Linked DNA regions of Homo sapiens: region 2 is linked to region 1. A link is a loop called in an ENCODE intact Hi-C map of the cell type or tissue named here. Cell type or tissue: heart left ventricle. All regions are shown on one strand. Links, peaks and the distances in the headings refer to the core of each region. The heading gives the core; the rest is flanking DNA. Region 1 holds the start of SLC16A10 (solute carrier family 16 member 10). Region 2 has its middle 50 kb from the start of SLC16A10.

Region 1 (17,074 bases), core at 5,413-10,412:
CCATTTTCATAGTGTTATGAAGAAATATCTGAGGCTGGGTAATTTATAAAGAAAAAGAGGTTTAATGGACTCACAGTTCCACATGGCTAGGGAGGCCTCACAATCATGGTGGAAGGTGAAAGAGGAGCAAAGGCATGTCTTACATGGCAACAGGCAACAGAAAGTGTGCAGGGGAACTGCCCTTTATAAACCATCAGATCTCATGAGACTTATTAACTATCACAAGAACAGCACAGGAAAACCTGCCCCCATGATTCAATTACCTCCCACCAGGTAATTACCTCCCTCCCATGACAAGTGTGGATTATGGGAGCTACAATTCAAGATGAGATTTGGGTGGGAACACAGCCAAACCATATCAGAGAATATAAAAATTACCACTTTAACAAATATGGATCATCTTTAAAATGGCTTTCACGGAATGCTTTATTAGAATAGGTTGAAATCAGGTTCTCTGTCTACCACTTTAAACATAATTTGTAACTTATTTGAATTCGTTCTCAAAACTCCAAAATGTAGCTACCCCCAATATTCCAAGTGCATCAAATACATAACAATTGCATAAAATCACTGTTTGTGTCCCAGGATTGTGACATAAGAATAAAATGGCCAACCATTTCATCAGAATCTCACAAGGACCAACCATCGCACTGAAGACAGGAGTGGCACACACAAAGGTACAGAGGCAAAAAGCAGCAAGACAAATTTGGGCCAGTGTAACACCTACAGGTTGGCTAGAACACAAAGACCAGTAAGGGAGAGAAGCAGGGGCAAGGCTAGAGGGCCAGGCAAGGGCCAGAGCTTGCAGGCCTTCGGAGTAGGGAGTTTGACATTTTCCTAAAAGTAATGAGTGTCACTGGGCATTTAAACAGAAAAATCATATGGTCCAATCTTTTAGAAAAATCACTCAGATGTACAACTGAGGACAAGCAATCCTGTTAAGGGGTTATGACTAATTGTTGCCAATAGTAATGAAGGTGGCCAGGCACAGTAGGTCCCGCCTGTAGTCCCAACACTTTGGGAAGTTGAGGCAGGAGGGTCGCTTGAGGCCAGGAGTTCAAGACAAGGCTGAGCAAAATAGCAAGATGCCATCTCCACATAAAAATTTTTTTTAATTAGCCGGCCATGGTGGCATGTGCCTGGTGTTGCAGCTACTCAAAAAGCTGAGATAGGAGGATTGCTTGAGCTTAGAAGTTTGAGGCTGCAGTGAGCTATGATCATGCCACTGCACTCCAGCCTGGGGAACACAGTGAGGCCCTATCCCAAAAAATAAAATAAAAAGTAAATGAAGGCATGAATTAAGACACAGTAGTGAAAGAAAAGTGGGACTGATTTATGAGGCATTAAGAAGGTAAACACAAAAGAACTCTGATTTAACAAAACAGGTAAGGAAGGAAGAGAAATAAGAAGCTAAGATACATTCCAGGTTTCTGACTTAAACAACCAGAGGTATCATGCACAGAGAATTAAGAAGGAGGAATATGGATTCAGAAGAATGCCGACAAATGGGCTGTCATTTTTGGTAGTAAGGGAAGGTTGTATGGTGTAGCTGAAAAATGAGTTCATGTTAGTTTAGTATGATGTACCTGTGTACCCAAATGGAACTGTCCAGAAATAGTAAATAAGTCTTGAACACAGTGATGAGATTTGGAAATAACAGCCCCAAGACAGTGGATGGAAGAAAGCAGGAAAAGTGAAGCAAGTATATGGCCAGGGGCTGAGCCTCAAGGAACTGCAACAAAAAGATGTAGCAAATCACATCAAAAGCAGAGTACAATTTATTCTAAAAGACACCTCAAAATCGCTCCTGAAAAAATGTGTTATGCTTTTCATTTTGGCTAATTGGGTTCTTTCAGCAGTTAATTTTATTGAAATTATTAATTTTTAATTCCATGAAAAAACACCACAGGAATCTCACATTGTTGTATTTAATTAGAATTCACTATATATGCTATTCAGTCTCGCACTTAATCCAGAAACATTCTGGAAATGAAGTATGAAACGCCCATACCATACTCACTATTATTCCAAAATCCTAGAACCATTTTTATAATCTTCTCACTTATTTTAGCAGGTAGTTTAGATTGGTTTATTGCCATAAGTGAGTTCTCTTAGCTTTTCTACCTCTCTTCCAGTGTAAATAACAATCAGGTATTTTTCTTATAGTGAAAGATGTATAGGACCATGAACCAGATTATTTGTTCACTGTAACTAGCTCAACAAAGGACTGTTACTAAAAATTTTTCTAAGATACAGAAATGGCTAGTTATGCAGGCCGCTTTTCCTACTAAACAAAACAAAATCTCTTTAGCGTAAAGGCAAAACATAGCAGTTAATTTCTGAACTATAGCCAAAATTTCCTATAATCTAGGTGTCACATACAACAGTACAATGTGGATATCAGTATAACTGTAAATGTGAAAACTTGGTGTGGGGGGAACAATTTCTGAGGAAGCACTAACTGACCTGAAGTTTCAGAGGGGCTAGCAAGATACATGGAGAGGTGCTGCAAGATTCATTCATCCCTAAATGCTACTGAAAACCCTACTTTGTGACTGTAACCATCTAAAAAGAAATCTGTCTCCATACAGGGAGTGTAGAGTTGCGTTAAAGATTATAGCCAAAGAACCTCCCTTTCAGGACCTTTTTGATAATCTACTTCCAAACTACTTAATTTTTAATGTTTTGATTTACACTTTTTTTGTGTGTGAGACAAAGTTTCTCTCTTGTTGCCCAGGCTGGAGTGAAATGGCACAATCTCAAAACAAATAAAAAGCCCTAGGCTCTTCATTAGTTCCATGGGTTTTCCAGTATCTAGCAGAGTTAAAACAAAGTTGCTCTTTCTTTTTTCTTTTTTTCTTTTCTTTTTTTTTTTTTTGAGACGGAGTTTCACTCTTGTTGCCCATGCTGGAGTACAGTGGCGCCATCTTGGCTCACTACAACCTCTGCCTCCCAGGTTCAAGCAATTCTCCTGCCTCAGCCTCCCGAATAGCTGGGATTACACGCATCCGCCACCATGCCCAGCTAATTTTTTGTATTTTTAGTAGAAACGGGGTTTCACCATCTTGGCCAGGCTGGTCTCAATCTCCTGACCTCAGGTGATCCACCTGCCTTGGCCTCCCAAAGGGCTGGGATTACAGGCATGAGCCACTGCGCCCAGCCCAAAATTGCACTTTCTAAAGAAAAACAATGTTCCACTTAATTGTATTTCTTTGTATTCTTCCCCAGAGTGTCTGATTCCTCTCTACCTAGGCAAGAAGAATACACATGTGAACAGGTAAAAATTCAACTAAAAAGAGACAACTTGGCCAGGCGCGGTGGCTTATGCCTGTAATCCCAGCACTTTGGGAAGCCGAGGCAGGTGGATCACGAGGTCAGGAGTTTGAGACCAGCCTGGCCAATATGGTGAAACCCTGTCTCTACTAAAAATACAAAAATTAGCCAGGTGTGGTGGCAAGCGCAGGTAGTCCAGCTACTCGGAAGGCTGAGGCAGAATTGCTTGCATCCGGGAGGCAGTGGTTGCAGTGAGCCGAGATGGTGCCACTGCACTCCAGCCTGGGCGACAGAGTGAGAATCTGTCTCAAAAAAAAAAAAAAAAAAAAAACAACAAAAAAAGAGACAACTCAAGCTTAGCTTGCTCCCTCAGACAGAGCAGTATGTGTGAGACACTCCTCTGAGTGCCATGTCATTGGCAGCTGGGCACCATAATGGGACTGTGATGCCGTCAGCATTTTTCATTGGTTCTACTGCCCAACTTGGAGTTGGCTTACTTCCCCTTTCCAAAGTCTTAATTTCACCAAGTGAGATTTATAACCATAGAGAAAGAGGCGTCAAATGCCTTCCCCACCCCCAACCCCACCACCTGTTGAAATGACCTTAGAATTTCAGCCTTTTATAGTAAAACTGAGTCCTGTTATATTGAAAATCCTTCAGGGAAATATTCTATTACTTCTGGTCTGTTATTAATTTGTATCCCACAACAGATCCTAAGCTACTTTGAAACAGCTGACATTTTCTCTCTCAGTCATTATCTCCAGTCCCCAGGACAGAGCCCAAAACAAAGCGTGTTAGATAACTTGGTAAACATTTGTATAAAGAGAATTAACAGTAAGATGTGTAAACTCACTTACACCTTAGTGTGAATGAACTTCTTCAGGCCCTTTCCTGAGAAATTTTGGGTAGATTATCCATTGCGTGGGAAGAGTTAACAGAGCCCTGAAGAGAAGTGAGCCTAAGAAAGGCTCCTCCTCAGTTCTGCCTAGAAACATTGTCCTGCTGTGGATCAATCTAAAAGTTCTTCAAAGGAAACCCCAGACTTTTGCTTGAACGGCATATGGAAGTATCTTGTTCTTCTATGGAAGTCTCTCTACACTTCAGAAATATAGTTTGAGACATTAATAATTTGCAATTGTTTATTCACCACAAAGTAGGACCAAGAAACAGGGACCCTTCTTTCTAATCCCAGAATGCATGGTAGAGCACTCAACCAATCACTAACACTTAAATTAATCAACAACATAAAAAACATCGTATTTGCAGAATGTTATCTAGTCAATGCAATATGATGAATGATTAAAACCCAGCTCCTGGTGCTTGCTTCAGCAGCACTTTGAACAACAATCTACTAAAATTGGAATGACACAGAGAAGATTAGCGTGACCCCTGAACAAGGATGACATGCAAATTCATGAAGCATTCCATATTTTAAATAAATAAATAATTAAAATAAAAATCCCAGCTCTTAGAGTCAGATAAGCCTGGGGTTGAATTCTGGCTCCACTTCTTACTTAAACTCTGTAAGCCTGAGTTCCCATATCTGAAAAGAAAGATATTAACAAAGTCTATCAGAGAATCGTGGTAAGGTTTAAATAGGAACGCATCTAAAGTGCTTAGCCACAGGAAAGTACTCAAGAAATGCGCACCATCATTTGGAGACCTAGATTCCATTCCACCACCACCTCCCTGTATATCCTTAGGCTAGTCACTTGCTATAAAGAAGTAATGGAAACAAGGAGACAGAACTAGCTGTACTCTAACACCAGGATTATCCATCATGAGTACGGTAATAGAAAATAGACCAAAACTTTGAAAAATAAAAGGCTTAAACAAATTCCAGATATTTTTTGGCATGTATTTGAAGCTTGCATATGCTTGATCACAGACGACTCAGCATTCGAATATCAAAGTGAAAAAGTGTGACCAATCAAACTTCAAAGCAGATATTCTCAAATAACAGTGACTGTGGTAGATGAGGGACTTCATGAAACACCTTTGTGTGTGTGTGTGTGCACTGAAGGAAAGAGAAAGGGGTAGGGGACAGGGGAAGAGAGAGAGATCTCAACAATAACTGGCTTAAAGACTATCTTGTAACCATTTTTTCAGCACTAAGTTTAAATCTGTTTTCTTCCTCAGCCCTTAACATCTATCAGTCATATATGTATTACCTAGCACCCAAGTAATGGCCATTGTTCAATCTAGATGCTGTGTTATACAGGGCCATTACAAGTGCATAGGGCCCTTCTGTAGGAATCAGACAAAGGGCACCCAGAGCCCAGGCTGGTTTTCAGTCCCCACTTACCCCTGAGTTGGGCACCCTTGTGCAATGGCACAACCATAAATAGATATACAGCAGTCAGGCAGAGAAACACAAAGATCTTCACACATTTAACTAGCACACCTGTGCAACTGTTTATATGATATATACCCACACATACACAAACATGACTGAAAAAGTTGTCAAAGACTGAACTGAGTAAAAAGAAAAAAGATATTCATCAAAATGGAAAACACAAAGTTCCACAGAGTGCAAAAGAAAAACCAGGTTCCTTCCCTCACTCTCAGCTACCCAGTATTGGGATATTGTGTAGCCAATTAGAACTTTGGGGACAAGTAGTAGGTAGAGACTTTGACACTGCAAAATTCTCATCCCTGGCAAAGCTATGGTCTCTCTGGCAATTGCTCTCTCTCTCTCTCAAAAAAAAAAAAAAAAAAAAAAAAAAAAAAAAAAAAAACCCACCCACAGACACCAAAGGATCTACTTAACTGAATTTGCAAAAACAATGATAAACAAAAGACTGCTGTTATCTTGACTGCATTAAAAAATCTGTAATCCCAGGCAGGAATATGGTAAATGTTGGAACTAGTCTTTAAATGTTAACTCTGTCAATTCTGCCTTCTTTTGGGGCTTTTCTCTCTGACACCCAATACTCATATAGAAAAGACAACAAACTATTTTTGTTTGCTATTATATATGCATATCTCCCCTGCTAAACTTTACAATGATTACTTCCCTTAAATGGTAAGGATATGTTACTACATTTTTAACACTTTTTGTACCTAGCCCATTGACCCGCATACCACAGCAGTTTCAATAGCTATTTAAAGAACAGAAATTCCAGGTTAAAATGGTACCGTATTCACATGCATAACGAGAGTGTACAAGAATATTCATTGCAGCATTGTTTAGAATGAGTTTGGAAGCAATCTAAATGCCCATCAGAGGGAGAATGCATAGAGTATAATATAGTCAAACAATGCAAACCACCTAAGTTAAAATGGAAAGAATTTGAGTTATCAGTTCACACTGAGGTATTATGTGGATAAGTCACAAACATGATGCGGAATGGAAGAAAAGTAAGTTGCAGAATGATACAAATAGTTTAATAGTATTTATGTCAGGTTTTAAAACTCTCAGCATAACCCAGCATTACCTTTGTCTCAGAATTTATTACAGTCTTGCCCATTCCTCATATGCATACTAAAGACCTAAGAAATATTCACTCTAAAAATAATAGAAAATCAAGGTTAAAAAAAAAGACTATTAATCATATAAAGTTACCCCAAATGATGGGGAGGGAGGTTGATTTAGTAATGGAAATCACTTAGCCCTTGAAGTCAGTTGATATGTGTTTTATTGCCATTCTACTACCCACCAAGACACTTTCACTGAGCTACAGTTTTCTCACCCAAATGGGGTTGACCGCGCTCACCTTGCAGGATAAAGTGAAAGAATTTATGTTAAAGTGTCATGCAGAAGGTCTTAGATTTGTTTTTTGCCTAACCAGCCAAAAAGTCATAATAATGCTCTACAGGGAGAAAACGCTGAATCTGCACCTTTTGTATCTAATTTACTATATGGTTAAAAAAAAATGTCAAAAAACACAACAGGAAGAGGGAAGAAGCAACCCTTCACCTTCCTCATCCTAGTCCCTAATCCGGCTGCCTCCCGTGTTTTCTACATTTAACCCAGAGGGCAAAAAAAGGCGGGGGGACGGGAACGCACGGAACCGTGACTCTTGCAGGGCCCCCTTTGGAACTCCAGTGACCTTCGTACAAATCTCTTTCATTCCTCCAAACTCCACCCCCCGCCCCGCCAACATACGCACACCCCTCTGCGGCCCAGGGAGGCAGGTGAAGAACTACATAACTGGCATAGTCACGAAAGAGACCACAAAAATGACAGGGCGATGACTGGGGTTGAAGGTTCTGGGGTTCTGTTTGTTTTCAAACAATAAAAGGAAGGGCTCCTGTGGACTGTTAGCGTCTGCTCTGCTGAGGGGAAAGGAGGACGATCTCGGCAAGTAAGTTCTGCGACCTGCTTGCAAACACACAGCTCTGCAGCTGGATTCCATATAAAGACGGGCACCCCGAGGCCCCAGAAGCGGCAGGCTCTGTCTGCAACTCGAAAGACCCCCCTGCTCGCACCCTCTGGCACAGGGACCCACCGACATGCACACTCGGAGGCAGACACAGCCCACACGCGGGATGCGCTCGGGGGCCCCACGCGGGTCGCCCAGGCTGGCCTCGGCGGGCGCCGCGCCTCACCTGTCTTAAAGACCATCTTGTCATCGTCTTTGGAGCCGAAGGTTTCCAGCATGGACACGAAGAGCACCCCGCAAGCGTTCTGGATGCCGAACACCGACCCGTTGCACCACATGGCCGCCAGCATCACCAGCCAGCCCCAGCCGCCCTCGGGGGGTTCGGGGGGCTCATGGGGCTCCGCGGTCGCCGGCCCCGCCAGCTCCACCTCCACCTTCTCGACAGCCGCCTCGGGGCTGTCCGAGGGTCCCGGGCCGGGCGGCGGAGCGGCCCCCGTGGGCGCGGGGCCGAGCGGCTGCGCCTCGCTCGTGCCCCGCGCGGAGTCCGGCTCCTCCTGGGAGAGCACCATGGCCCGAGGCGGGCCCCTCAGGCGCCGGAGAAGCGCGAGGGACGCGAGTTACCAGCGGGCTCCCGGAGGAGCTGCGGGGCTCCTGGCGGGCTAACGAGGCCGAGGCGAGGGCGGCGGAGCCCCTGGCGGGCGGGCGGGCTGGCAGCGCGCAGGCGGCCAGCGCGCAGGCGGCCGCGAGGACAGCTGGCGCGCGCGAACACCTCGGGGATCGACACTGAAGCCTCTAGGTCACAGCCCCGCACCCCCGACTGAGCCCACTGCCAGCCGCCGGTTCTTAAAAGCACCCCCCGCCCCGCCGGCTGGGGGCGTGGCCGGGAGCGGGACGTGCCCCCACAGCCTCCAGATGATTGGGCCTCGGAGAGCGGAGGCGGGGCGCCCCGCGGCGCGCGGCCCCAGGTGCCCGCGGCAGACGCTGTCTGCGCGCGCGTCTGCGACGGGGCCTCCTCCTGCTCAGAGAGGGGCACAGATGTGTGGGTCACCCCGCCTCAAAGCATGAGCAGAAGGGGCGCGTCTCCTAGGTGCGGGCGCGGTGGGCCTTCAGGAGAGCCACACTGGATCGTTAGCCTCAACTCACCGACACAGCGTCACAGTCACACTAACATTGTCTCGATTGTGTTTGTTTTATGTTTTGGCATTCACCTCTCAGTACTAATTATAATATGTAAGATTCGTTATGCCACCTGGCTTCTTAAATAAGTCATCTGAAGGATCAGAGCCCTTATTTTATTACTTCAGTTCCATTCTCTTGCATTCGTATACAATTTCCTTATGAATATTTGGCACACCAAAGATGCTTATTTTCAGTCCTCACTGGACTGCAATTCCGAAGTCTTCAACCAACAAACATTTTTAACAGACAGCTAGAAAGCATTACTTTTCAACTACATCAGAGTCGTTTTCACTTTAAACAAAAACTAAAACCTGTATTCAACTCCTCTGTCTCCCTGAAGCATGGAGTGCCATCCTATGTAAAAGAAAAGAAGAGTAACCTGCTATGCAATATTGAGGATGCTTCTTAATTTCTGTTATTCGTATTCTTCACTTCAATCAAAGTCAAAATATGCTAGTTACTTGATGTGCCCACCACTGTGATAGAGTACACAGATGAGTGCGATTGATCTCGTTTCTGCCTCTTATCAGTTGATAAACTGGTAGGAAAAAAGAGTCCTGGGAGAGACTAGGAGGCTCAGATGATGTGTTATAATACATGTACAAAAGAGAGAGATGAGATAGTCCCTTAAATTCTCTCCAAACACTGTAGAAGAGCCTCTACAGCAAACAGCCTTTGGCCGAAGCCCTGATTCATACATACGACTTCAGTGGGTCAAGACAGGAAAAGAGCATTCCAGGTAGAGAAAATAGCATAAACTAAGGAAAGCAAGCCGTGCTTGGTTGTGGAATGGGGAACATAGCTCAAGTGTAATCTGCCTTAGAAATGAGGGTAAAATAGTAAACAAAGGAATAGGCACATAAGTGCACAAAAATGTATGTATGAAGATGATACCCCAGTATTGTTGGAAATAAGGAAAATTTGGAAGTATAATGTACATTGGTAGAAGACTGATTAGATACTTACTTTAAAACCTCTAAAAGTTCTGAAGGTCATCTGTATTTATTGACTTTGAAAGTTGTCCACAACATATTATTGGGCAAAGAAAGCACATCGATTATATATTTGCATGCACACAAACAAACACATATGTAAGAATTATCCACGAGTCAGTACTGATGTAAGTAAATGATTAAATAAATAATGAGGAGAGAATAGACAAATCTCTCCTGCAGGAAATGTAAATACTTTATGAACATACTCCCTCCCTCATGGAGGTGAAGTACAATGGTTTACTCTTTAAGTGTGGGTATGCGTAGTAACTTTCTTCCAAAGAGTATAGGATGGAAAGGGGGAGTGGGGGGAAGAAATAACTTTAGGGTGCAAAAAATGGCACACAGTACCTCAACTAGATGATAATGTATCCCCGATATGATGTGATGAAAATGGTACTTTACCTCTGTGGTCTTCCTGCCAAAACCCATAATCCCTGGCTAACCATCAGAAAAACATTAGACAAATCCCAATCAAGGACAGTCTACAAAATACCCATTAAGTACTTTCATTACTGTAAAAGTCATCAAAAACAAGGAAAGTCTGAGAAACTGTCACAGTAAAAAAGAGTCTAAGAGGGCTGGGTGTCGTGGCTCATGCTGGTAATCCCAGCACTTTGGGAGGCCGAGGCGGGCGGATCACTTGAGGTCAGGAGTTCGAGACCAGCCTGGCCAATATGGCGAAACCCCATCTCTACCAAAAATACAAAAATTAGCCAGGCATAGTGGCGTGGGCCTGTAATCCCAGATACTCAGGTGGCTGAGGCAGGAGAATCGCTTGAACCCAGAAGGCAGAGGTTGCAGTGAGCTGAGATCGCGCCACTGTACCCCAGCCTGGGTGACAGTGAGATTCCAACTCAAAAAAAAAAAAAAAAGCCTAAGAGACATGATAACTAAATGTAATGTGATATCCTGGATGGATACTGGAACAGAAAAAGGACATTAGATTAAAAGTAAAGAAATATGAACAAAATGTCGGCTTTAGTTAATAATAATGTATCAACATTGGGTCATTAATTGTAACAAATGAGGCAAGGTGTGGTGGCTCAAGCCTGTAATCCCAGCACTTTGGGAGGCTCAGGTGGGAGGATGGCTTGAGGCCAGGAATTCGAGATCAGCCTGAGCAACATTGCTGAGACCAGCAACCAGGCTGGTCTCGAACTCCTGGCCTCAAGCAACATAAGTAATAATCCATCTCTTTAAAAAAAGAGTGTTTACTTCTAACTACCAATAGGCTATTGAATGGAGCAGAGTTTTAGGTGTCCAGGAAAACTACCTTCTATTTCTATGTCCACACTAATCAACAACTCACATTGTGTTATTGGATTGACCTCATCTTCTCCACCTGAAAATATGAACCTGTTTACTTATAACTACAGCATAGTGACATAGTGATGGTATTTTTTTTTTTTCCTGAGATGGAGTCTCACTCTGTCACCAGGCTGGAGTACAGTGGCCCAATCTCGGCTCACTTCAACTTCCACCTCCCGGGTTCAAGCGATTCTCCTGCCTCAGCCTCCTGAGTAGCTGGGACTACAGGCGTGCACCACCACACCCAGCTAATTTTTGTATTTTTAGTAGAGATGGGGTTTTACCATGTTGGCCAGGGTGGTCTCGATCTCTTGACTTCGTAATCTGCCTGCCTTGGCCTCCCAAAGTGCTGGGATTACAGGCATGAGCCACCATGCTCAGCGCAGTGATGGTATGTTTTTAATGAGTTCCTATTTATTAAGTGCTTTGAGATCAGATAAAAAGATTTATAAAATTTTAAAAGGTGTAATAGTTCATTAAATCTAAATGCCAACAGTGCTTTATGTAGGCCTTTTCATCAGCAGTTTATGTTAAACTTATTTATTAAACAAAACAATCCACTTGATTCCTTATTCTATTTCAAAAGACCAACCTTTCCTATTTAGGACAGTCTTATTTATTTATTTTTATTTTGTTTTATTTTATTTTTGAGACAGAGTCTCGCTCTGTCACCCAGGCTGAAGTGCAGTGGTAAGATCTCGGTTCACTGCAACTCCACCTCCTAGGTTCAAGTGATTCTCCTGCCTCAGCCTCCCAGGATGGTCTTGATCTCCTGACCTCATGATCCGCCTGCCTCTGCCTCCCAAAGTGCTGGGATTACAGGTGTAAGCCACTGTGCCTGGCCCTTTTTTTTTTTTTTTTTTTTGAGACAGAGTCTCTCTCTGTCCCCGAGGCTGGAGGGCAGTGGCACAATCTCAGCTCACTGCAACCTCTGCCTCCTGAGTTCAAGTGATTCTCCTGCCTCAGCCTCCCAAGTAGCTGGGATTACAAGCACGTGCCACCACGCCCAGCTATTTTTTGTATTTTCAGTAGAGACAAGGTTTCACCATGTTGGGCCAAGCTGGTCTCGAACTCCTCATCTCAAGTGATTTGCCCACCTCAGCTTCCCACAGTGCTGAGATTACAGGCGTGAGCCACCACGCAGGGCCAAAAAATGCACTTTAAAAATGAGACTGAACTAATTCTCTCATCTCCACTTTTTTACCTCTCTTTCAGAAGTCCCCTCAACCTGATTCTCCTTTGGTATTACTCCTAATCCTCCCAAATCCAAGCTGAAACCTGGGTCTGCTTCCTAATATACTTCTCCCCTGGTTCTCTCAAACGCAATCCTGTCAACTCTAGCTCCAGAAGGTCTTTTGCCTGGTTCCCTACTCTCCATCCTTGCTGCTGATTCCTTAATGATTCCTTATCATTTCTCAAGGACCATCATAATGACCTACTAATTAGTCTTGCTGCCAACAAATTCTGCCTGCACCAATTCATCCTCTAACCTATACCTGCTGAAACTCTGTTCTGCAGTCTTAAGGCCTGCTCCTCATTTCAGGAACAAGTATGAACACCTCTATTCCTCCCTGCAGACCCTGCTTCTGAAATGACCACCTCTCCCCTTTTCCTAATGGTGAAATCTCACTCAATCTTCAAGGCTCCACTCTAAAATGGAATTCACTTCTCTGAAGCCTTTACTGATCCTTCCGCTAGGCTTCCATATTTTATTTATAGCAGTTTTTATGGTCAGTAGAATGGTTTTCAATCTCCTTGGCTAGTGTAGGAATTTTCAGACAGGTCAGATAGTCTTTCACAAATCTTTGAACCACAGCACCAAGTAGTGTTAGTGCACAACAAATATTTATTGAACCAAATTGAATAGAATTCAAAAATAATTTAAAGAACCACAAAGTGTGTAATTGAGAAGATTCCGTATTTTCAGGTGAAAACTTTTAAATATGTTTAAATCATGTGTTTCTTTTTTTAGTTGTAGAAGTAATACAGAGCCTGGCAAGGTGGCTCACATCTGTAATCCCAGCACTTTGGGAGGCTGAGGTGGGCAGATTATTTGAGGTCAGGAGTTTGAGACCAGCCTGGCTAACATGGTGAAACCCCATCTCTACTAAAAATACAAAAAATTAGCAGGCATGGTGGCATATGCTTGTAATCCCAGCTACTTGGGAGGCTGAGGCAGGAGAGTCCTTGAACCCGTGAGGTGGAGGTTGCAGTGAGCCAAGATCACGCCATTGCACTCCAGCCTGGGCTATAAGAGTGAAACTCAGTCTAAAAAAAAAAAAAAGGTCGGGTGCAGTGGCTCACGCATGTAATCCCAACACTTTGGGAGGCCGAGGTGGGTGGATCACCTGAGGTCAGGAGTTCGAGACCAGCCTGGCCAACATGGAGAAACCCCGTCTCTACTAAAAATGCAAAAATTAGCCAGGGGTGGTGGCGCACGCCTGTAGTCCCAGCTACTCAGGAGGCTGAGGCAGGAGAATCACCTGAATCTGGGAGGTGGAGGTTTCAGTGAGCCGAGGTCGTGCCGTTGCACTCCAGCCTGGGCAACAAGAACAAAACTCTGTCTCAAAAAAAAAAAAAAAAAAAAAAAAGAATACAGGCCTGGTATAGTGGTTCACACCTGTAATCCTAGCACTTTGGTTTGGGAGGCCAAGGTGGGAGGATTACTTGAGCCCAGGAGTTCTAGACCAACCTAGACAACATGGTGAGACCCTATCTCTACAGACAAAAAAAAAAAAAAAAAAGTAATACATGCTTGTTATAGCAAATACCATAAAAACAATAAAGTTTAAATCATTTATTATAGCCCAGGCATGGTGGCTCAACCCTGTAATCCCAGCACTTTGGGAGGCCAAGGCAGGTGGATAACTTGAGGCCAGGAGTTTGAGACCAGTCTGGCCAACATGTTGAAACCCTATCTCTACAAAAATTACAAAAATTATCTGGGTGTGGGGGCACACACCTGTAATCCCAGCTACTTGGGACGCTGAGGCATGAGAATCACTTGAAACCAGGAGGCAGAGGTTGCAGTGAGCCCAGATGGTGCCACTGCACTCCAGCCTGGGCAACACAGCGAGACTCTGTCTCAAAAAAATATATATATATATTTATTATAGAACCACTCAAATAACCCATTTTAACCTTAATATTTATTAATTATGCATGTATGAGAGATACCATATTTGTTTTGTATTTTTCCTGTAAAAATGGTATAGTATCACCAAAAAAAATTAAGCAACTCTTTTGATCCTTAATTAAAATTGTTGCATTCAAGATGATAAGTGAAACATGAAGAAGCCTGATAAGATTAGGATGCCCAGAGGACAACTAGAGTCATTTATACATAGGGGTTCTGCCACAGGCCTTCTCCAGAGGTTCTTATGTCTCAAATCTATACATCAGCAAACATACCTACCGATTATTATATATTATGAACCTTCAGGATTGCTCAAAAGCCATAGGTCTACTGTATTTTCTTCTAGTCTTTGTTTCTATGCATTTTTAAACAAAATGAGAATCATAGTTTAATGGACTTAATTGTGTCCCCATCCCCAAAATTCATATGTTGAAGCCCTAGCCCCCAGTGCCTCAGAATGTGACTGTACTTGGAGGTAGCACCTTCAAAGAGCTAATTAAATTAAAATGGGGTCATTATGGTGGACCCTAATCCAATATGACTGGAGTCCACATCAGAAGAGGGGATTGGAACCTAGAGAGTGACCAGGAAAAGGCCATGTGAGGACACGGGAAGGAAGACGTCTGCAAGCCAAGGAGAATGGCCTCAGGAGAAATCACACCTGCTGCTGATACCTTGATCTTGGACTTCCAGACTCCAGAAGTGTGAGAAAATATATTTCTGTTGTTTGAGCCTGGCACAGTGCCACGTGCCTGTAGTCCCAGCTACTCGGGAGGCAGGATGATCACTTGAGCCCAGGAGTCTGAGGCTGCAGTGTGCTATGACCACACCTGTGAATAGACACTGCACTCCAGTCTGGGCAACATTTCGAGACCCCCCCCATCTCTAAAAAAACAAACAACTTCTATTGTTTGAGTCACTAGGTCTGTGGTATTTCATTTTGGCAGCCCTATGAAACCAATGCAACATAAAAAAAATTAGCTGGGCATGGTGGTGCATGCCTGTAGACCCAGCTACTTGGAAACCTGAGGCAAGAGAATCACTTGAGCCTAGGAGGTCGAGGCTGCAGTGAGCCATGATCATACCGCTGCACTCCAGCCTGGGTGACAGAGTGAGACCCTGTCTCTTAAAAACAAAAACTAACACAGTACACATAATAAAGCACAATTTTGTATCCTGCATTTTTTTACTTATCACATCATAAATAATTTCCCCATGTTATCAAATATTCTTCAAAAGCAGGATGCAAATGGCTATAAAGCATTCTACTGTGGAGATGGACCATAATTTATTTAGTCACATCCCTATCATTGTACATGTAAGTTATTTCAGGTTTTCCACTATAATAAATAATACTGCAATAAACGTCTTTACACACAAATCTTTGTATCTCTAACAAGTTCTTAGAATAGAGTTCTAGATGTGAGATTACTGGTGAAAAGCAGTATTTTAAGGCTCCTAATACATTGCTAAATTTTAAAGAACTTTATCAATTCATACTACCACAAGTACTGTATCAAAATGCCCATGTTAGTGTACTCCAGGAATTTTTTTTTTTTTTTTTGAGACAGGGTCTCACTGTGTTGCTCAGTCTGGCATGCAGTGGCATGATCTCAACTCACTGCAACCTCTTCCCCCTGGGCTCAAGCTATCCTCCCACCTCAGCCTCCCAAGTAACTGGGGCCACAGGTGCACACCACCATGCCTGGCTTCTTTTTTTGTTGTTGTTAATTTATTTTTAGTAGAGATGAGGTCTCACCATGTTGCCCAGGCTGGTCTTGAACTCCTGAGCTCAAGCAATCTGTGCACCTCAGCCTCCCAAAGTGCTGGGATTACAGGCATGAGCCACTGCACCTAGCAGGAAATCTTGAATAATATAATTATTTTTAAATCTTTGCCAATTTAGGATAAAGATGAAATTTCATTGTTAGTTTCTTTTTCAAATCTTTGGTTATCAGTGAGAAAGATCATATTTATTGACCATCTGTATTTTCTTTTTTATAAATTGTTTCTTGGTGGTTGTTCTTCACATTTTCTAACAGAGAAATTGGCTTTTACTTAGTGATATTTATTAATATTTCTCCATGTAGATCCCATGCATTTCTTGTTAGGATTATGTCAGGCATTTCATTTTCTTGCTGCCAATGCTGTTGTCACTGCTTTTGGGAATGAATTTTTTTCCGTAAGAACTTCTAACTGGTTACTGCTAATGCAGTAAAAAGCAATTAAGTTTTTATATAGTTATCTGATCCCACCACTGTAGTATATTATATTTTTGAGAAATCTGGGGAAATTTAAATATAGTGCTTCAATTATCATTAAATGATAATTTTTCTTTTAGTCTGGCATTTGACAGTAAAGCCAGGTCTCCTAGGTTAAAATAACACAGCCTTAAAAAAATTTTTCTCTGGCAGCTAAGCTGTGAGGACTCAAAGGCATAAGAATGATATGATGGACTTGGGGGACTCCAGGGAAGGGTGGGAGGAGAGTGAGAGATAAAAGACTACCCATTGAGTACAGTGTACACTGCTTGGGTACACTGCACCAAAATCTCAGAAATCAAACTAAAGAACTTATCCATGTAACCAAAAACCACATGTTCTCCAAAAACTACTGGCATTTTTTAAAACTTTAAATTTTTTTCTCATTTTACAGTTTATGTTACATCTAAATCCTACATCTTAAATGAATACACTTTTTAAATTTTTATTTTGATGCAGCTACAAATGCCCAACCTATTTTATATTTCTAATGGAAAATAACTTCACCATTTCTTTTCTTTTTTATTTTTATTTTTATTTTTTTTGAGATCGAGTTTCGCTCTTGTTGCCCAGGCTGAAGCTCAATGGCACGATCTT
Region 2 (14,504 bases), core at 9,505-14,504, 55 kb after region 1:
AATCCCAGCACTTTGGGAGGCCAAGGCCTGAGAATTGCTAGAACCCGGGAGGCGGAGGTTGCGGTGAACCAAGATCATGCCACTGTACTCCAGCCTGGGCGACAGAACAAGACTCCATCTCAAAAAAAAAAATAAATAAATAAATAAATAAATAAAAAATAAAAAGAAAAGAAATTTGTAATTAAAGATGTGCTTTGTTGAGTTGGTATGCCACAAAGTTATATAGTCCTAAAAATATGCCTGTACTCTTCTTACCTGGCGACTCCAGAACTGAGGGAGATCATGGAAGGATGAAAGCAATAGGTTTCTCATGGCAGTGAATATGATTTTCTTCTTCAATTTTCCTTCTCCTTCTTGTTAAATAAAATTCCCCTGGTTGCAACTTCCTAATGAGAGGATTGATGACAATTGAGTTCTTTTGGAAGATCCATCTTTAGGCAGATTTTGGTTGTATCACTGAAGCTGTGACTGGGATGTCATATATGAGAAGATATATAGAATGAATCTATAGGTACTGCAGGCTAAGTCTAAAGTATGCCTTGATTTGGCTTCCTAGCCTAAAGAAGTTTTAAAATGTCCATTCTTAGAGTTCTTATCAAAAGTTCCAGCAAAGCTTTGCAGCAGTTAATGTTATAGAAAAAGAGAAAAAAAGTTCCAGCAGTCTGGGTGCAGTGGCTCACGCCTGTAATCCCAGCACTTTGGGAGGCCAAGGCAGGAGGATCACCTGAGGTCAGGGGTTCAAGACCAGTCTGACCAACATGAACAAACCCCGTTTCTACAAAAAATACAAAATCAGCTGGGTGTGGTGGCGCATGCCTGTAATCCCAGCTACTCGGGAGACTGAGGCAGAAGAATTGCTTGAACCTGGGAGGCGGAGGTTGCAGTGAGCTGAGATTGCACCATTGCACTCCAGCCTGGGCAACAAGAGCGAAATTCTGTCTCAAAAGAAAAAAAAAAGTTCCAGCAAAGGAAACTTAAAAACAGTCTGTGTGGTCATTCACTATTCCTGCTGCTCTTACGTAAATAATCAGGCTAAGTTTGATGAGACTAACCTTATTTTGTAAACACATTTGTGTTATTCTGATTATTTTTGGTAGAAATGGGAGTAACTGCAGAGAGAAAAACTGTTTCTGAAGAAAAGCTATAGTACACCTGCTATTAGGTTGTGGCTTTGCTCATCGTTTTCAAGTTTTTCTTATCTTCTTGTAGACTGGACTAGATTCTAGAATTCTCTTTTCCTCCAATATCTGGCTACAATTCTCCAACTAAGAACAAGAACTGCTCTGTACCCAAAGCCCTCTAAGCTGAAACCAGACAACTCGTTGTAAATTTCAAGGGACAAGTGCCATTCCTGATGTGTTGGCCACACAGAGTTCACCAAAACGCCTGATGCCATAACCAGAGACATTCAAACTGCAAACCAGGGAAAGAGGTTGACAACTTCATGTTGTAAACAGCTTTTCCCAAGGTGTCAGCACAAGACTGCCTATCATAATAAGACTCTTGCCCCTCTGAACTTTTTTTTTTTTTTTTTTTTTTTTTGCCCATCTTTTTCGCTTGGCACAGTCAGCAGCTCCTGCGGGGGCAATCTGATGAACTGTTGGATCTGTCGTGTGAAACCCAAATCTTTACATAACCTAAGAGCTTCTTTAGTCCATCTAGTGGGTAAGTTTAGCAACATCCCTAACGTAACTGTTGTTCAAATTGTACTAGTGGTCCCTTTAATAGGGTTACACTTCTAGATCCACTTGTTCTCACTCTCTGCTTTAATATAACCCAGTCATAGGATACCAGATTTCCTGCTAGCTGTATAGTATAGGAGGAGTCTGTGCCATTGATAACACTTCTTGTTGTACATGGGTAGATACGTTGGGTATTACAGAGACTTGGTTGCAAAAAATGAACAGTCTGCTTGGTTAAAACAAGTGGACTCCTCATCTGGCTCATTCTTTGATCTATTCAATTTTAGTTGGTTTGGTTCATGGGGACCCTGGCTAAGGAGCTTATGCCAAACTGCTGGTATTATCCTCCTGATAGTCATAATAGTAGTCTTGCTGGTGTGCTATATTCTCTCAAAGGTTTTAAATACTTACATGTAGCCATCCATCGAACATTGAATGATCTCTCTTCAGCTAGAATAACAAAAACTCAAAGAAATATGTGATCAGACCAGACTTGATGGCTCACGCCTATAATCCCAGCACTTTGGGAGGCCAAGGCCAGCAGATCACGAGGTCAGGAGATCAAGACCATACTGGTTAACATGATGAAAATTTGTCTCTACTAAAATACAAAAAAAAATTAGCCGGGCATTGTAGCGGGCACCAGTAGTCCCAGCTACTCGGGAGGCTGAGGCAGGAGAGTGGCGTGAACCTGGGAGGTGGAGCTTGCAGTGAGCCCAGATCGCGCCACTGCACTCCAGCCTGGGCAACAGAGCGAGATTCTGTCTAAAAAAAAAAAAAAAAAAAGCAAAAGAAATATGTGATCCTGAGGACACCACAATCTAAGAATGGTACATCGAGACCAGAAACCCAGAATGATGGTAACTGAGAGCAGTGTGAATGGCCTAGGTTTTGGTCGCACTCTCACCTGGGTGACAGCCTGACCCAAATGGTGAAATTGTTTAAAAAAAAAAAAAGTATAGGAGGCCATTGGTTTGGACTGAGCTCCTGCTTTAGATCCAACAGATCAAACCAAAATGGAGTCAGTCATGCTAAAGTTTCACATCACCAAACTGAAACTAAGTTGTTTATCTAACATTCTGAGAAATCAGGCGAGAGATAATAGCTAAATCCCCAAACAAGCAATTTCAGCCAGTATGATAAAGAAATCCCCTCTCCTTTAGCCTTTACAAGGAAAGTATAACTTTGAAACAATCAATCGACTTTTTGTTTTCTGTTTTGGCTTTTCTCAGCCTTTTTCTGTCTATAAAACCAACCTCCTCTGATTAGAACACTCATTGTACTTTTTTTTTTTTTGAGACTGAATCTCGCTCTGTCACCCAGGCTGTATGTAGTGCAGTGGTGCGATCTCGGCTCACTGCAACCTCCGCCTCCTGGGCTCAAGCAATTCTCGTGCCTCATCCTCCCGAGTAGCTGGGATTACACGTGCGTGCCACCACGCCTGGCTAATTTTTGTATTTTTAGTAGAGATGGGGTTTCACCATATTGGCCAGGCTGGTCACGAACTCCTGACCTCAGGTGATCCGCCCGCCTTGGCCTCCCAAAGTGCTGGGATTACAGGCATGAGCCACCACACCCAGCCTTATTGTATTTTATAGTATGAGGTGTTTCTCAGTTCTAGAATTACAAAAAGCCAATTAAGTTTTTAAGCTAAATTTGTTATAATTTTGTCTTTTGCAACTCTTCTTTCTTCTCCTCCTCTTCTTCCCCCCCGCCTTTTTTTTTTTTTTTTTTTTTTGAGATAAATCTCGCTCTTGTACCCCAGGCTGGAGTGTAATGGCACGATCTTGGCTCACTGCAACCTCCGCCTCCCGGGTTCAAATGATTCTCTTTGCTCAGCCTCCCACCATTCACCTTACAGGCACCTGCCACCAGGCCTGGCTAATTTTTGTGTTTTTAGTAGAGATGGGGTTTCACCATGTTGGACAGGCCGGTCTTGAACTCCTGACCTCAGGTGATCTGCCTGCCTTGGCCTCCCAGAGTGCTGGGATTACAGGCATGAGCCACCGTGCCCCGCCTTTTCCCCTTTCTTTTCTTCCATTGTTGTTCTTAAGTTTGCACAATAATTAGGATAAATAAGCATTTATAAAATCAGGTATAATTTAGTCTTCTAATACATATTCCAATTGTGTTGTCACATCTTTTATCCAGATTAATACCTTGGTACATATCCTTTAATTTTATTAATAAAAGTTAATTATTATTTTAATTACTTTATTTATTTATTACAGAAGGGGTCTTGCTAGGTTGCCAAGGCTAGTCTTGAACTCCTGGGCTCATGCAATCCTCCCACCACTCAAGTAGCTAGGATTATAGGCATGAGCCACCATGCCCGGCTTGTCTGCATGCCTTTCTTCCTTCTTTCCTCCCTTCCTTCCCTTCCTTCCTCCTTCTTTTTTCATTTTCTCTCTTTCTTTTTATTTTCTGATTTATTGGTAGAAATAGGGTCTCACTGTGTTGTCCAGGCTGGTGTTATTATTTGTAAATGGGCTGATTTAGGTAAATGATGGATTATCACCCCTTCTTTTTTTTTAGAGATGGGGTTCTGCTATGTTGCCCAGGCTGGGCTCAAACTCCTGGGCTCAAGTGATCCTTCTGTCTCAGTTTCTCAAGTAGATGAGACTACCAGGCTCGCACCACTGTGCTCAGCTTCCCCCATTTTTATTATTAACATTTCCTCAGCCAGGCATGGTGCCTCATGCCTGTAATCCTAGCACTTTACAATGTCGAGGTGGGCAGAGCACTTGAGCCCACGAATTTGAGACCAGCTTGAGCAACATAGCTGGGTGTGGTGGTGCGTGCCTGTAGTCCCAGGTATTTGAGAGACTGAGATGGGAGAATTGACTGAGCCCAGGAGGTCAAGTCTGCGGTAATCATGCCACTGCACTCCAGCCTGGACAACAGAGTAAGATCCCATCTCAAAATAAACAAAACAAATTTTCTCACACTTTCTTATACACTAACTATAGACTATGTCATTTGACTGAAAGAGAATAGTACATTCTTCTTTTCTTTTTCTTCTTTTTTTTGAGATGGAGTCTCACTCTATCGCCCAGGCTGGAGTGGTGCAGTGGCGTAATCTCAGTTCACTGCAACCCCCGCCTCCCGGGTTTAAGCGATTCTCCTGCCTCAGCCTCCTGAGTAGCTGGGATTACGGGCATGCGCCACCACAACCGGCTAATTTTTGTATTTTTAGTAGAGACGGGGTTTCACCATGTTGGCCAGGCTGGTCTTGAACTCCTGACCTTGTGATCTGCCCGCCTCAGCCTCCCAAAGTGCTGGGATTACAGGCGTGAGCCACCGCATCTGGCCTAACATTCTTCTTTTCTCAGCCTTTTAATAAACACTTGAATGTTTTCTTTTTTTTTTCTTTTTCTCCCTCTCGAGACGGAATCTCGCCCTGTCGCCCAGGCTGGAGTACAGTGGCGTGATCTCGGCTCACTGCAACCTCTGCCTCTTGGGTTCAAGTGGTTCTCCTGCCTCAGCCTTCCGAGTAGCTGGGATTACAGGTGTGCGCCACCATACCCAGTTAATTTTTGCATTTTTAGTAGAGACAGGGTTTCACCATGTTGGTCAGGCTGGTCTTGAACTCCCGACCTAGGTGATCCGCCCACCTCAGCTCCCAAAGTGCTGGGTTTACAGGCGTGAGCCACCGTGCCTGGCCAAAAATCTTGAACATGTTCCAAGTGCTTATTGTTAAAAATAGAAAGTAGAAAAAATATATTTTGTTTTTTAATCAGTTGCCTTATAAATTCATTCAAAATTACAACAGTTGGTTTCTAGGCTAGATTTATATTTGCTCAATAATTCATTTTGAGAACTCAAAATCACAAGTCTGGTTCCAGGTCCATCTAGTTGTAGTTCTTATTTATATTGGTAGAAAACATCTTTTTTTTTTATAAAAAGGAAAAAAGAAAATGAAACCTCAACAACAAAAAATAACTTAAAACCTGGTCATTTTCCTATCCCCAGAAGTCCCCAAATCACAGAATCTCAGCTGGGGAGTGCATCTGGTCTCGTCTCCTGCCTTCAGCCATATTCCTCTCTCTAGTATCTCTCTTGTCTATGTCCAATCGCAGAAGCCTCACTGCCTCCCCAGGCAACTCATTTCAGTCATGAGTAGCTCTACCCACAAAAAGGTTAGACTGAACTGAAAACTTTCTCCATCTCACTTTCACTCATAAGTCATAAATATGCCTCTAAATTTCTTAGAATAAGTGTAATTCCTTTTCCACTTGGTTTTCCTTCAAATGTCTGGTGACAACTATTACATCCTTAAGTCAAATGCTTTCCTTCCTCAAGGACTTGACATTGGCAGTTCTGAAGTGTGCTCTCCCAAATTTTCACATACTAACAACTTCTTGATATTCAGGACTCAGTTCAGCCCATATATTGCCTTTCAAAGAGCTCTTCCCTTGCCATTCATGTTAAAGTAGCCCCTCCTGAGTCGCTCTCTGTCTACTCTTTTATTGTTCTTTTTTTGTTGTTGTTTTTGAGATGGAGTGTCACTCTTGTCGCCCAGGCTGGAGTGCAGTGGCACGGCCTCAGCTCACTGCAACCTCTGCCTCACGGGTTCAAGTGTTCCTCCTGCCTCAGCCTCCTGAGTAGCTGGGATTACAGGCGCCCGCCACCATGCCCAGCTAATTTTTGTACTTTTAGTAGAGATGGGGTTTTGCCATGTTGGCCAGGCTGGTCTCGTACTCCTGACCTCAGGTGATCCACCCACTTTGGCCTCCCAATGTGCTGGGATTACAGGCGTGAGCCACTGTGCCCGGCCTCTTATATTGTTCTTATATCACTTATCGCTTTCTGAATGTATTCTATTTGTTTATATGTTTTACCACCTCTTTCCCTCCACTAGAAAGCGAGCCTTCTGGGGACTGGGAACCTGTCTCTTGTTCATTCAGTTCCTAATGTGACCCAGGCATTCTATTCCTAGGTACTACCCCAAAGCAATGAAATCACTTCACCATACAAAGACTTGCAGCACAAATATTCATAGCATCTTTTTTTGTAACAGCCAAAAAGTAAAAGCAACCCAAGTGTCCATAAACAGATGAATATATTAAAAATCTATAAGAAATCCATATTATGGACTACTACCTATAGCAACCAACTACAGATACATGTAGCAACACGCATGAACTTCAAAATATTCATGCTGAGTGAAAGAAGCGAGTCACAAGAGTTCTTCTCTTTCATTCCATTTATACAAAATTCCATTAAACATAAATTAATTTCTAGAGACAAAAAGCAGATCAGTGGTTGCCCGGGACATGGGGTAGAGGGAAATAAACAGGTATGAATTTTTTGGGTCAGATGAAAATATTCTGCCTCTTGATTGTGGCAGTGTTTTCGTAGGTGTTCACAAACGTCAAAACTCACCAAATCATATACTTTAAACAGGTGCATTTAATTGTACATAAATTAGGCCAGGCACAGTGGCTCACATCTGTAATCTCAGCACTTTGGGAGGCTGAGGTAGGAGGATTACTTGAGCCCAGCAGTTCGAGACCAGCATGGGCAACATAGTAAGACGTTTTCTCTATTTTAAAAATAAACAATTTTAATAAATTTATGTAAATTATACTCCAATTAAGTTGATGGAATCAAATTTTGTTCAGTAAATACTTTTTTTCTCCAGGTAAATGATCCCTGCCTAATCTGACAAGGTTTCAAGATTTTTCATTACCTTCGCCATTACCAAGTAGCTCAATTTCTCCAAGGGTGGTGCCCAGAAATGAAAGCAATATTATGATATGAACAGGTTAGAGTATATTGGGTCCCTGTTACTTCCACTTTTTTATTACTGTACATTTGAATCAGGATTTCTTGTTTTTAGACTTCAAAAAATCTCATACAAATGATTTTAATCAGCCTGAATGTTCTACTTCTGTGACAGTGCAGCTTAAATTTAGGGGGACCTTTCAGCAGCAGGCTTACATGGATGTCTGACACTGGGTTTGCCTCCAGGGGCATTTCCCAACTGTAGAACAGTCTCCTTTATCCTAACTATGTGTATATTTCTCCCCCAGGTTCTGAACTTTTCTTTGTGTCTTTTTTTTGTCTTCATGAAAGTGGAAGAACACCGTTTAAAGAGACAAAGGTCAATAGCAGCCCTGAGGCTTGTCAGTAAAGATCTGCTTTCTGGATGCCATGGATGTATTCATCATTCATCAATATCCTTTGGGTGTAGTTGTTTAAATTGCTATGAATTGGCCTGGGTGCTGATTAGTTACATCATTTCTCCATGTGATTCACATGAATACTGTGAGACACTTAAGACATCTTGCTGAGAATCCACTAGATTAGGAATTAGAAGACTTGAGTTCTAGGCCCAGATTTACCTCTTTAAGTTGTGTAACGTTGGACAAGTTTACTTAATCCAAGCCTCTGCTTTCTCGACTGGAAATTGTATAAAATACCACCTGCACTATTCAGTTTATGGAATATTTTAAATATCAACTGAAAATACCATGTGAAAGCACTTTCAAAAAAAGACTGCGCTTATCAGCCGGGTATGGTGGCTCACGCCTATAATCCCAGCACTTAGGGAGGCCAAGGTGGGCGGATCATGAGGTCAGGAGTTCGAGATCAGCCTGGCCAACATGGCGAAACCCTGCCTCTACTAAAAATACAAAAATTACCCCAGTGTGGTGGCGGGCGCCTGTAATCCCAGCTACTTGGGAGGCTGAGGCAGGAGAATTGCTTGAACCTGGGAGGCGGAGGTTGCAGTGAGCCGAGATCATGCCACTGCACTCTAGCCTGGGTGACACAGCAAGACTCCATCTCAAAAAAAAAAAAAGAAAAAAGAAAAAAAGATTGTGCTTATCATATTATTTATAATAATATCAACAGGAAATGCCATTAATGCCCAACAATAGAATGACTAAAATAAATAACATATCCACGTAATCAAATATTACAGAGCCATCAAAAATAGTGTTTAAAAAATAACTAATGACACAAGAAACTGCTTACATATAACATTGATTTCAAAGAGCAGGGCAGGCCAGGCACAATGGCTCACACCTGTAATCCCAGCACTTTGGGAAGCTGAGGCGGGAGGATTGCTTGAGCCCAGGAGTTCAAGATCAGCCTGGGCAACATGGCAAGACCTCTGTTGTAAAAAATTAGCTGGGCGGTGGCACATGCCTGCAGTCCGAGCTACTAGGAATGCTGAGGTGGGAGGATCACCTAAGCCTGGGAGGTTGAGGCTGCAGTGTGCTGTGATCATGCCACTGTACTCCAGCCAGGGAGAGTGAGAATCTGTCTTAAAAAAAATAAAGGGCAGAGCACCTAGTAAACCCTTGGGCAAGGGCCAATGATGGGAGCAGGTACAAGGGGACTTCTGTCGGTCTTTACAATATTTCTATTTCTTTTTCTTTTCCCACTTAGATAAAGGGGGTACATGTACAGTTTTGTTACCTGGGTATGTTGCATGATGCTGAAGTTTGGGGTATGAGTGATCCCATTACCTAGGTATTGAGCACAGTACCCAATAGTTTCTGAACCCTTGGCCTCCTTTCTCCCTCCCCGCTAGTAGTCGGTCCCCAGTATCTACTGTTGCCATCTTTATGTCCATGAGTACCAATTGTTTAGCTCCTACTTACAAGTGTGGTATTTGGTTTTCTGTTCCTTTACGTTAATTCACTTAGGATATTATTTCTATTTCTTGATCTGGATAATTATGCAAGTGTGTTCACTTGGTAAAAATTCGTCATGTTTTGCTCTTATGAACACTTCCATACATGTAGGTTTTAGCTATATATGTATTTAAAAATAAAAAAGCAGAACTCAAAATAAGACCACAGTTTTATTTTATGTATTTTGTTGATTGATTTATTGACTGATTGTGACAGAGTCTCATTCTCTGTTGCCCAGGATAGAATGCAGTGGCATGATCTAGACTCACTGCAACTTTTGCCTCCAGGGTTCAGGCTATTCTCCTGGCTCAGCCTCCTGAGTAGCTGGGACTACAGGTGCGTGTCACCATTCCTGGCTAATTTTTGTATTTTTAGTAGAGATGGGGTTTTGCCATGTTGGCCAGGCTGGTCTCAAACTCCTGACCTCAAGTGATCCGCCCGCCTCGGCCTCCCAAAGCGCTGGGATTATAGGCGTGAGGCACCGTGCCCAACCCCATAGTTTTATTTTTAAATTTGGGGTTTTTTAAAAGATATATATTTTAAATATTTTTTAGAGACAGTGTCTTACTCTATCAATCACCGAGGCTGGAGTGCAGTGGCAAAACCACAGCTCACTGCAGTCTCAGACTCATGGGCTGAAATGATCCTCCTGCCTCAGTCTCCAGAGTAGCCAGGACTATAGGCATGCACCACTATGCCTGGCTAAGTTTTTAAATTGTTTGTAGAGACAGGATCTTGATATGTTGCCCAGGCTAGTCTTGAACTTCTGGCCACAAGCAATACTCCTGAAATTATACGTGTGAGCCACCGTGCCTGGTCCTATTTTTATTTTTTTAGAGACAAGGTCTTGCTATGTTACTCAGGCTGGAGTACAGTGGCTATTCACAGGCATGATTATAGCATACTAAGGCCACCTGGGCTTAAGGAACTCTCCTGCTTCAGTCTCCTGAGTAGCTGGCGAAATCCCCTTTGCAAAAATTATAACTGAGGAAATTATGACAGTGAAAGAAATCAGACCTAAACAACTCCATCTTGCTTCTAACCTTTAAGCTGTCCTTGTTCATCCCTGGGCATAGGCTGAACCAACTTTGGGAAGGAATTCAGTTCATGGTTTGACTCTAGAAACAAAATTGGTAATAGCTCTTTCCTGAAACGACCCCCTTCTTGCCTGGGGACCAGTCTGCCTTCGCAGGACTAACAAATTAGCTACAAGGCTAGAAATTACAGTTTAGGGGTCATGCAGCCTCTGGCTCCAAGAGTCTGAACCTTCCCAAATTGCTCCTGGGGATAATATCACCATTGTGAAACCTACGATCAGAGCTATTGTGCAGACCCTGCACTCGATGGATCAGCTGACACCACCCAGACGGCAATCTGGCTCAACCAGTTCTGCCATCCCACCCAGGAACAGAAGAGAGCAAGAAAAATTCACTTCCGCCCCCTGTGAGTCCATCTCCAACCTGACCAATCAGCACTCCCCACTTCCCAAGCCCCTACCCGCAAAATTATCTTTGAAAACTCTGATCCCCAAATGCTCAGGGAGACTGATTTGGGTAATAATAAAACTCTGGTTTCCCACATAGCCGGCTCTGCGTGAATTACTCTTTGTCCATTGCAATTCCCCTGTCTTGGTAAATCGACTCTGTCTAGGCAGCCGGTAAAGTGAACCCTTTGGGCACTTAACTGGGACTACATGCTCACCACCACACCCAGCTTAAAACTATGCATTTTTTTCAGTGGTAAGAAATACAGCAAAATGTTAATTACCTGGTATTACCTGAGATTACAGATGACTTTTATTTTCATCTTTGCAACTTTCCCTTTGATTATCAGAAAAAAAGTTCGTTTTTTTTTTTTAAATCAGAAAAATATTCCTTGTATTTGAAAGAAAATGCTTGGCCTGGTGTGGTGGCTCACCCCTGTAATCCCAGCACTTTGTGAGACCGAGTCGGGCAGATCAACTGAGGTCAGGAGTTCCAGACCAGCCTGGCCAACATAGCAAAAACCCATCTCTACTAAAAATACAAAAATTAGCCAGGCATGGTGGTGGGCGCCTGTAATCCCAGCCACTCAGAAGGCTGAGGCAGGAGAATCACTTGAACCTGGGAGGCGGAGGTTGCAGTGAGCCAAGATCCGTGCCACTGCACTCCAGCCTGGGGTGACAGAGCAAGACTTGTCTCAAAAAAAAAAAAAAGAAAAAAGAAAAAGAAAAACAAAAAGGAAAGAAAGAAAATGCTTTCTAAATTGTAAACATATACAGTGTCAGGTGTTATTCCCAATGCCTGAAACATAATAATGCTTGATAAATGTGGAGTGATTGGTTATTGTCCTGTGAAAGTTGAACCATAAGAATTGGGTCATTCTTGTCAGATCCAACTAAAACAGAGTCAAGAAGCTAGGAGGAAAAACATTCAGGGTACCAAAGCATTGCTCCAAGAATAGACTTTCTTTGCAAGCCTGGCTGCTGAAGCTGCTTGTTGTAAGCTGAAACCAGTTTTATCTATAGCTTCTGAGATAACTTGCTACAATTCTAGGACTAATTTTGCCCTCTGCTGTTGCTCACCGATCAGAGCTCCCAGCTCCCCAAACCCACAGTGCCAACGAACTTTCTCAAAGAGCAATACATAACATTTCTCCTTTTTAATAAAACCTCTGGCCTTTTCTTTGTTCTTCAGACATTCCGAAGACCACCCAGTCTGCATGTATGTCTGAACTTATAAATTCTGAAACCACCCTCACAGGGTCGACAAGAATTGCATGTTAGGTTCTGGCCAGAAATGTAGTTATAATTTATCATTAATCAAGCTGCCCTTTGGCCCACTTCCTTGTTGCTAAATCACATAGCACTAGATACTGACCATCTGCATCCCCACTGTATGATGGACAGGATTTCTGACATCAGGGTCATAAGACTAAGAATTGACTTGCATCCCCATTGTTCCTACAGGGTCTCTGAACATTAGATCATAACACTTTTGTTTAAGGATCACTTAAAATGTTTTTCAGGGCCAGGTATGGTGGCGAGAGCCTGAAATCCCAGCACTTTGGGAGGCCGAGATGGGAGGACTGCTTGAGGCAGAGTTCAACCAGCTTGGGGAACATAGCAAGACCCCGTATCTTCCTACAAAAATATTAAAAAATTAGCTGGCCCTGGTAGTGCGCGCCTGTAGTTCTACCTATTTGGGAGGCTGAGTTTGGAGGACTGCTGGAGCCCAAAGAGTTCGAGGCTGCAGTGAGCTATAATCACACTGGGTGACAGAGCAAGTCCCTATCTCAAAAAAACAAAAACAAACAGATGTTTTTCAGACCCCGAATTCCAACAAAACAGCTGATGCCAACCAGCTTGAAGATCCCACCAGAGGAAGGGGATCAGTATGAGAATAGTTTCTTCATCTCCCTGTCCTATGACTTCACTTTGCACTCTTTCATCAATTAACAATCTCTAAAACCCTAAAAAATCCTAACCTCAAATTCCTTAGAATTGTATCTGAGGTTTCTTCCCATCTCCTCATTCAAATTTTTCTTTTCTTTTCTTTTTCTCTTGAGACAGGGTCTCACTCTGTCGCCCAGGCTGGAGTGCAGTGGCGTGATCTCAGCTCACTGCAACTTTCACCTCCTGAGTTCGAGCGGTTCTCCTGCCTCAGCCTCCTGAGTAGCTGCAATAAATAGCGTGTACTACTGTGCCCGGTTTATTTTTGTATTTTTAGTAGAGATGGGATTTTGCCATGTTGGTCAGGCTGTTCTCGAACTCCTGAGCTTAAGCGATCTGTGCGCCTTGGCCTCCCAAAGTGCTGGGATTATAGGTGTGAGCGACCATGCCCGACCTCCTGGTTCAAATTTTTATGATTCTTCTTCTTTCTCTGCTGCAACCTGGTGTCTCAGTGTATTGACTTGCTGTGTGCCTCAGGCAACAAATTTATTATGGTTACAATTCTTTCTCCCAAGTAAAACAAATTTAGAGATTCGTCTCTACAATTTTGACTTCAACGCTCTACCGGGAAAGTATCTGTTTCAAAAAAGGAAATGGGTTAACACTCTTAACTCTCAGGGAACCCAGGCTGGCTCCTAGTGATGACTATTTCCAATTCTAAGTAAGAGCTCATGAGGCACCTACATGATTCTTCTTATAATTTTGCCAGAGTCAAAACTAGAAGGTATCTGTCACCAGTTCTCTGCCTCATTCTACGTCCCCATAGTTCCTTCAAGATTAACTGAATGTGCATGTTTGGAATGGAGACTCAGTTATTTCAAGCGGCCAGGTGCTTTGCATGCCATATTTCACCCACCTTGAGGTTAGGATAGAATTACTTTCGGGAGCCCTATTTCTCAATCATGATGGCTACTCCTCTCATTTTCTAAGAATGGAGATAACATGGGAATTTCATCAGCCAGTATTATACCAGTTGCCTTATCAAGTCCCCTTTTAAAATTCTTTGTCATACTGCTACTACTACTACCACAAAACAAAGCCACATTGATTGCCCTTTGCATTTCTTGAGTCTGCAAACATTTTCACTTTTCTTAGAGAACCATATTACTAATTGGTGTTGCCCATGGTTTTATGCACTGTATCTTTTAATTGTCCTTTTAAATCTCAGCTGAGCTCTCAGAGTAGCAGGCGAGGGTTGTGTCGGTTTCATTTAATGCCACACTCCTTCCCACAACACTGCCCTGTCTGCCACTCCCACATACTCTCCTGCCCGTATGGTGATGCTGCTTTTGAGCTCTCATGCCACTTGAGCTTTGATTGATTTTTCAAGATTCTGTCTAACCTTTCCCCAAGGTCACCCTTAATGGAGGAAGGTGCTGGGGGTAAAATTCAAAACATATTTGTGGCATTCACTAGCTTTGACTGGGGAGCCAGATGGATGAAATGGGGCCTCATGGGGACAGTAAAGAATTCTCACGCTCTCCCAGTGCCATAAACCGAGCGGCCTCCGAAAGGCTGAGCCGGAGGTGCTGTTGCAGGTGGTGTCATCTAAACTGATGTCTCTAATCAGTCAAGTCACTATGCTATTTGCTTTGTCAGATAAGTGACTCTGGGGAAATCAGGTAGGAGAGTGGGAAAATAAATTGCTCAAGCTGATAAATGTGAATCTTCAAAATCTATTTCAAATGCAGAAATTAAATAAGCTTGCCTTTCAGGAACCTCTTTCGTAACTCATCCACAGTGTGT

The links. Peaks named below come from ENCODE experiments on the same cell type or tissue, not always from the same donor. Only the 100,000 strongest peaks of a DNase experiment are listed, where the experiment ranks them.
Region 2: it touches region 1 in a loop (7-fold over the local background); 3 of 110 quality-filtered maps call a loop at or near these places.

Annotation. Positions count from the first base shown.
Region 1 is chr6:111,078,846-111,095,919 of GRCh38, reverse strand. It overlaps SLC16A10 (solute carrier family 16 member 10), which reads right to left and starts at 8,417. Exons shown (of 6, transcript NM_018593.5): 1 at 7,825-8,417. The coding sequence starts at 8,167. It also overlaps the pseudogene RNU6-960P. RefSeq lists silencers at 7,847-8,026, 8,057-8,736 and an enhancer at 7,534-8,034. In heart left ventricle, for the core only: no CTCF peak of the experiment used is centred there; DNase peaks (open chromatin) are centred at 7,919 and 8,509; H3K4me3 peaks cover 2,755 bases; H3K27ac peaks cover 1,044 bases; H3K27me3 peaks cover 3,278 bases.
Region 2 is chr6:111,030,308-111,044,811 of GRCh38, reverse strand. No RefSeq gene overlaps it. Among named protein-coding and RNA genes, the nearest start is that of SLC16A10, 50 kb to the left of the region's middle. In heart left ventricle, for the core only: a CTCF peak has its summit at 11,900 (motif pointing left); no DNase peak of the experiment used is centred there; H3K27ac peaks cover 1,919 bases.